Regions from separate parts of the Homo sapiens genome. Here region 1 is linked to region 2. A link is a contact called in ENCODE Hi-C or POLR2A ChIA-PET data. All regions are on one chromosome and are shown on one strand. The core of a region is the stretch at or near the end of the contact, and the rest is flanking DNA. Distances in the headings are between cores, read along the strand shown. Region 1 holds the start of ELMO1 (engulfment and cell motility 1). Region 2 holds the start of KBTBD2 (kelch repeat and BTB domain containing 2).

Region 1 (3,664 bases), core at 140-2,639, 4.6 Mb after region 2:
TCACTACCTGGGACCAAGCCTGAGGCTGGTCCTTTAGGTCAAGGCAGGTCCCGACCCGCCTCCAACTTCAAATGGCCCCCTAGGCGGGAGAGGGTCACTGGGCGGGGAGTTCCTGGCTGTGCGGTCACACACACACACACCGACTCACACACACACCCACAACACCCCCCCCACACACACACACTCACACACACACCGACGACACACCACACACACATACATACGCGCGCGCGCACACACCACACACACACACACACACACACACACACACACACGCCGCCTCGCGCGCGCTCGCGGCACAGCACCGACTTCCCAACCCCAAACACACGCGCGCACCCCCGGGACAGCTGAGTTCTGTATTTCCTCTTCCTCAAAGCGACTCCGGCGATCGCAGTCGCCACTCTCCGCTCCGATTCCCGGGCCCCCTGGCATGCCGCCGCCCCCTTCTCTGAAGGCGCGCCCGGTGCGTCCCCTCTCCGAAGCCGAGATTTCCACGAAGCTCCACAAAGCTCCCCGCCGCCTCTCTCGGTCTCGGCGGAGACCCCGGTGTGTCCCCGGGAGGAGAGTATTTACTAACCAGAACCTCAGGGGCTCCCGGCTGCCCAGACCGCCCTCTCCGGCCCTCCTGGCCCCCATTCCTCTGGCCCATCACCGCCCCCTCCCACGAGCGCGCTCGCCGGGGGATTCCCTCCCATCCCCGAGTGCAGGAGAAGACGCCGAGTCTGAGCCGCAGCCGCTTCTCTAGCTCTATAGGAATCTTGACTCCAAGATCCCAGCCCCACATCCCCCGTCCCCAGTAACCCCGCGCCAGCGTCGCAACCCTCCCGCGCCCCCCCTCCCGCAGACCCTGGTCGAAATGTCTCGGCGGGCTCCCGGGCCCCGGGCCCTGCGCTTCATCCGCGGGCGCCGCACCTCCAGCGCCCCCTCCCTCCGCTCCCACTCCCACTCCCGCCATCCCCGGAGCTCAGACTTCCCCAACTGCAGAGCGCCCCGACGCGCCCGCAGCCCTCACCCTGCCGAGCGCGGCGGCCACCCCCGCCCGAGCCGCGGCGCCCCCAGGGAGGAAACAAAAGTGTCTCCGCGGCGCCCGGAGTCCCCCGGAGCAGGACGCCTCCTCCCGGCCCCAGTCCCGGCCCCCTCCCCTGCCGCGCCGAGGTCAGCGAGTCGGGGCGCGGCGCCAGCCCAGGAAACTTTACGAACCTGCTTGGGGTCGCAGGACAGCAGCGGCAAGGGTTCCCGGCGATCAGAGCTCCGGCGACCCGCCACCATTGAAGGGGAACTGGAGGCTCTGTCGCCCAGCGTGGGGCCGCGGCGGCGTGGGTGGCTCTGCCTCTATCCTGTGCCCATCCTCGCCCGCTCCCGCTCGCCCCAGCACACGCACTTACACTCTGGGTCGGCCGGCTGCTGCACCGCCGGCTGCCGCTGCTCTCACTTCCTCTTCCTTCCTCCTGCTGGCCAGAGACACATTTTGCATCTGCAAGGCATCCGGAGATCAGCCGCGAACTCTCCTCCCGAGCGGACGCTGCGGAGTTGCAGCCGCCGCCCCCGGCACCTGCGCCAGGACACTCGTGGTCTGCGCGTTCGCCTTGCGCCCGCACCCTGCCTGGTCCCTGCCCACTGCACTTTGCCTAGGGGGATGCCCACGACTTTTTGAAGTCCCCCTACTTAAAAGACAGAAATGTCAAACACCATGCATGCCTCAGATCTGCTATAAATAATATGTGTGCAGAGCATGACTTCGATGAGCTCACACACGGCGTTTGGAGGCACTAATTAACTCCGTCACCCTCATAGCGCCATCTCCGGGAGGCCAAAAGCGAGTAGCATCTTTTCACATCCTTTTTTAATTTTTGGCAACCGGTTCCGGATATTAAGGGGAAACTTCGGTGGGCTGTTTGAACGCTACTTTAAGACGTGTTTGTTTTGACGCTGTGCCTCTACCCTTGGACAGAGTGGCAAAAAAAAAAAAAAAAAGTTTCCTCCCTCTCCGTCGACATCTATGTATTTACTAACCCTGCAATTGAAACTACAAGATGTATTTCTAACCAATTAAGCCAGGGACTTCCTAATTTTGCATAACTTTGCATAAGGCAAGACGTTCCACCCATAATTTGATATTTAGAATAAATTACTTAATTCATGCAACCTACTTAAATCATTTTCAAAGCAGAAATCAAAAACGTTAACTCCCAGCCTAGCTGGCAGGAGGGAAGAGGGTTGCAGGCGAACCACCTGTCCTCCCCCAGTTCAGAAATACCTACATTGGCTCTACCGGAAAAGTCAAAGGCAGTTCGGCATTTTCTTCTAATTGGCAAAGGAAATAAGTCGGGGGCAGGGAGGCATCAGAATCAAGGTGGAAAACTAAGCTCCCTTTTAAGATCTTCCCCCTCAAGAGCCACAGGCAGCTGTTGAGCACTTGAAATGTGGCTATCCCTGAGATGTTCTGTAAGTGTAAAACAGACATACAATTCAGTATTTTTAAAATGAATGTAAACTAACTTGTTAAGTATGTTTATGTTGATTACATTATTGCAATACATGAGAATAGTCTGATGTAGTAAGTCAGTTGGATTCGTCATGTGTTGGGTTAAGATATAAGCATATATAAGATTAATTTCACCAGTTTCTTTTTACATTTTCTGATGTAGCTACTAGAAAATGTAAGGCTACACATAGGCTCTCATTAGTGGCTCACCTTATACTTTTAATGAACAGCTCTGATCTAACTCCTTATTATACGCATGACTCTGGGAGGCAGTATTAGTATCAAGAGTGCCTGGGTCCAGATGGTTATAAGCCAGTAACTAAAGCAGGGTGACTGCAGGAAAGCAACTTAACTTCTGTATTTCCTCATCTATAAAACAGTAATGATATAATAACAAAAGTCAATAGCACCAACTATTAAATGAAGTAATTTAATAAGTAGTCAGTAAATGGAGCCTTTACTAACGATGCTCTGAGACACTTGTAGTGATAAGTATGAATTTGATCTACAACCTTGTAGCTAAGGCATATAAAGACCTTAACTTTAGTGCATGCGTGGTGAGCACTCAGTAAACATTAGCTGTCATAATTGTTCCCTCCTTGCACAGCAATTATGCAAATCCACTCCCCTGTAACCTTTGGTCCCGGGTCTTCACATCTTTCCTCCATGAAGTAGTCTTTCAGATCTTTGAAGTCAGCCCTCAAATTTTACCTAAACACTCTCTTTTGAGGATTAACCATCCTCAATTATTCTGACTCTTCTTCATGTGACATGGCTTCAAGTCTCTCTCATTTGAGCCATCTTCTCCCAGAAGAATATCTGTCTCTGCCCTTTAAAAAAAAAAAAGAAAAAAGAAAAAAAGAAAAAAAAGTAGTCTTATAGATTAATTACGTAATTAACCATTAGCAAACACAATACAGCCTGAGATCTTCTCTCTCTCTCTCTTTTTTTTTTTTTCTCAAATACATCTCAGTGTTGATAGGAGTGCAAGGGGAAGACTGGAAATTCTTTACAGTGTTACGGTTAGGCCATGTGCGGGAACATGGAGTTGATCTTTGGAACCAAAGTTCCTGATCCACTTTCTCTAAGTCCCTTAGGATTTAATTCAGGCATCCAGTGTCTCCCCATATCCATGGATTACATTAAAATATTAAGATGCCACATGACATCCCACTAAGG
Region 2 (3,617 bases), core at 469-2,968:
TTATAATGCTTCTTATGAGAGCAAAAAGGGGAGTAGAGTTACAGCACTCATAAAGTCTTCCTACAAAACTGTGCAAAGAAAACACCACTATGTGGAAACGTGTGGACTACAGAGCATGCTCAACAGAAAGGCCACAGCACTCCCGAGTTACTGACAGAAAACAACCTCTTGAGGATTCCAGGCCCCAACCTAAAAGGGCTTCAATAAGCACTAAGCCAACAGAAGATCAAAGTGAAGAAGTAAGCTTAACATTAGTTATCAGCCAGATGGAAAGAATAGCAAAATTCCACATCATCGAGATTAGAAAACAACCGACTGGCTTTTCAATTTACTTTAGATCAGAAAAAAAAGTCGGGGAAAAAAGTCCTTATCAAAGGTTAACCAAACTAAGTCATTCACAATTACAAGAGATCTAAGACCCATACTACTCAAATTCGGCAAAAATGTACAACTCAGAGGGAAGAGGGGGAAGATCCCTGTTAATTAGTTGCCTCGATAAAAGAAAATATCATTTTGGTCAGTGCACAGCGTTGATAGGGTTTCGTTTCTCAATGCCTAAATGCTGTGAGCCCGACGTACAGATTCAAGTATAAACAACACGTGACCAGTCCTGTTGCCTACGTCTTCATAAGGCTAATTGACACAGAAGATAGTTCACACACACACCCTTTTAAAGTTCATTTTGTATTTTGAATTCTTTTCCTATTTTCACTGGAAGGGGTCACCGTGGTAGCCCGTGGGATGGACGCTCCTCTACCTTTTGAGGCAGGTAGAGTTCTTAGATAGCTAAGCCCAAGGGAAAAAAAGATGTTAACTCAAAATAACCGCCCCACACCAAACTAAGCGATTTTTCTATTCCCCGGTTGTTCAATCCGTAGGGAGAAGGAGGTGGTCGAATTCAAGGAAGTTAAAGATTTCACAAAGTAAACACGTACACAATTTTCCGTTTCAAAGGGCAGTTTCTGCTTTCTTTTTTAAGTCGATATAGACCATAACAGGAGCTCTGTTCGTCTAGACCTCTCTTGGTTAGTTCAGATGTACGCGGGGGGAATACAGAAGGAAGGGGGTGTCCTCCTTCGGCCCACCATGTCGCGAACACGTCGCGAGTCTTTAAGGGAAACAGCTTTACTTCGGTAAGGGCGGGCGCGAGCCGAGGCCAAGGCGCCGCCCGGGAGCCCCGCGGGCGCCGAGGCGCCCGGTGCCGGGGCCGGAAACGCCCAGCTAGCGGCGTACCGGGCCGCCCCTTCCCCGCGGACCTGCCCGGAGCTCCGCCGCCCTGGGGCCGCCGCGGGGTGCGGAGGGCGGCGCCGGCCGCCCGCGCCCCTCCCCCGCCCGCGGCGGAAGCGTCTCGGGTTTGAAAGATGCCGCGGCCGCCGCCTCCCACCCGCCGAGCCACAAAGGGCCGAGCCCCCTCCCGCCACAGCCCTCCTCCCCGGCCCCTCCACAGGTCGCCGCGGGCTCCCAGCCTGCCCGGCGCTACTGTCGCCTGCTCACCCGCGTCCCTCGGTCCGGAGGTGTGGGATCCGCTCCAGCCGGTGGCCCCGTCCACACTGGGCCCCTCCGGCGCGGCGGCGGGGGCGTGGCCCTCCCGCCGCGGCCTCGCCTGGGGTCTCGCCTCCGCCTCCGGCCGAGGAAGGCTGGCGCCGCCGCCTCTTCCTTCCGGTTTCCCCTCGCACCCTCCCTCGCTTGGTCCGTCCAGCGCGGAAAGCAGCGTCCTCTGCGGGCGCCGCCGCACGCTCCTCAGGGCCCGACCACCGCCAGACTCCTCCCCCGGGAGCCGCGCCGCCCGCCCGCCCGCGCCGCCTTGTCAGTCCGGGGCCGCGAGACGCCGGGCCCGCCGCCCCCGCCGCCCCCGCCCCCGCCCCCGCCGCGCGCTCTCGCCCCCGCCCGCGGCCCGGGAACGCGCGCGCAATGGACCGCTGGCCAGCCTGCCGCGCCCGCCCTCGCCACGCCGCCCTCCCGCCTCGCGCGCGCGCGCGCCTGTCGGCACCAGCGGCAGTTTTGCAGTTTCCCGGGTCCTCGCGACCGTCCCCCGCCCCTCCCTTACTCTAGCTGCCCCCGCCCTTTTCCTCTGCCGGATGCCACCGGAAAGCCAAAACAATTGGGGCCGCGCAGGCGCGAAAGAGGAAACGGAAAGAGCAGGAAGGGCGGGGGCGGCGCGAGGTGACGGGAAGCGTAATTGAAGGGGGTTCCCGGGAAAGGTCATGGGAGAGCCCTTGAGGGGCGCGTGCGCGGCAGAGGGGCACTCCGAGTAGCCGCGGCGGCCGAGGCCTTGGGCCTAGACGGGCGGATGGAGAGGCCCGACAAGTTCATTGCTAGGAAATCTAGAGAGCAAAACACCAATTGTTATGCTGAAGGAGGTGTTTTATCCCTTGGAATTTCCCCTGAAATACAGATTTTTGCAGGCTGGCTCGGAAAGTGGGAATGAGTAGGACTAAACAATACCAGACCGGGGGCAGGAGAAAGTTGAGGAGGCGTTGGGCGGGTCGCTTTGTTGCCGCAGCACCTCTTCTCCAAACCATGCCCTCCTCTCTCCAGAGCCGCTTCGGCTTTTCCCAAGGCCAAGGAAGAAGTCAGAGCAGCACCCAAAAGGGCCCGCAGTTGGGGGAGGTTAGGGGAAAAGGGAGAGAGAGACATCTGGGTGCGGACGGCAGCTCCAGCGTCTGAAGCCTTCCGTTGTGTGCTGCAATGCGGCGGCTGCACGCCCCCAACCCCCCGAGTTCCAAAAGAGCGCCTTCAGCGTTGCTTCGCAAAGCGAAGCGTTTGTAGCAGCAGCTAATGGCTGTGGCCCGTACTGTTTTAGTTAACTTGGCACAGCTTGCTGGCAGGCAGGCTGTAAATTTGCTAGGAGCTATTCGTGGATCAAAAAATTGTCAGAAATGCCCACACAGACTCCACCTACCTTCCTAACTTACAGTCTTGGCACAAGCCCAATCTAGAGAATATAGATGACTAATTATAATCTGAAAGGCCATACAGTACATTACTGAAGGGAGCCTCTTCCTGTAAACTAGGCTAGATCAACTGAATGCACACCAAGATGCGTGTTATCAGGAACTACTGATAAAGGATTGTTTTACTGTAGAATCTGGAAACTACATTCAACAAATCTTCATTGAGTTTCCAGCATGCTACCACTGTACTTAGTCTAATTAAGTAGTTAAGTGGTATGATATCAAACAAGCTATACAAAAGATTAAAGTCATTTAACACACACTTGAGCACCTACTTTGTGCCAGATTGGGTATGAGAGATGCGGTCTAAACATGCAGACAACAACAACAAATGATACCTGCGGCAAGGAGTTCGTGATTCATCCTGTGGGCAACAAAAAGCCACTTAAGATTTTTAAGCAGGAGAATATCTTGATAAGATTTTAGAGAAAAAATTCTAAAGCATGATAGATAGCAGACTGGAAGCAGGGATACTAGTTAGGACGCTGTTAATGCAGTCCAGACATGAGTTGGAGAGAAAGTCCAAACTAACAGTGTCAGTGAGAATGGAGAAGCAGAGATACATTTGAAAACTAGCCAGCTATGATAAATAAGACTTGATTACCTAGAGGATGAGGGGAAATAAGAAATCAAGGATAACTGAGTTTTTTAGTTAGGGTGATT

Evidence for each region. Hi-C counts contacts between places; a loop is a spot of excess contacts on that map. ChIA-PET counts read pairs that join two places held with the same protein, here RNA polymerase II (POLR2A). Pooled maps may share reads with other maps.
Region 1: a loop to region 2 is called in a map of naive thymus-derived CD4-positive, alpha-beta T cell, with 7 times the contacts of the local background. The contact joins the promoter of ELMO1 here to the promoter of KBTBD2 in region 2. A Hi-C loop is called at or near these places in 1 of 168 maps with a recorded cell type or tissue (naive thymus-derived CD4-positive, alpha-beta T cell) and 7 of 50 pooled maps. POLR2A ChIA-PET finds 5 or more read pairs at or near these places in 1 of 52 experiments (activated CD4-positive, alpha-beta T cell).

Annotation. Positions count from the first base shown.
Region 1 is chr7:37,447,475-37,451,138 of GRCh38, forward strand. ELMO1 (engulfment and cell motility 1) reads right to left here and starts at 1,390. Exons shown (of 22, transcript NM_014800.11): 1 at 1,201-1,390. RefSeq lists silencers at 1,030-1,079, 1,090-1,139.
Region 2 is chr7:32,890,042-32,893,658 of GRCh38, forward strand. It overlaps KBTBD2 (kelch repeat and BTB domain containing 2), which reads right to left and starts at 1,719. Exons shown (of 4, transcript NM_015483.3): 1 at 1,495-1,719. RefSeq lists a silencer at 1,079-2,028 and enhancers at 1,800-2,503, 2,209-2,268.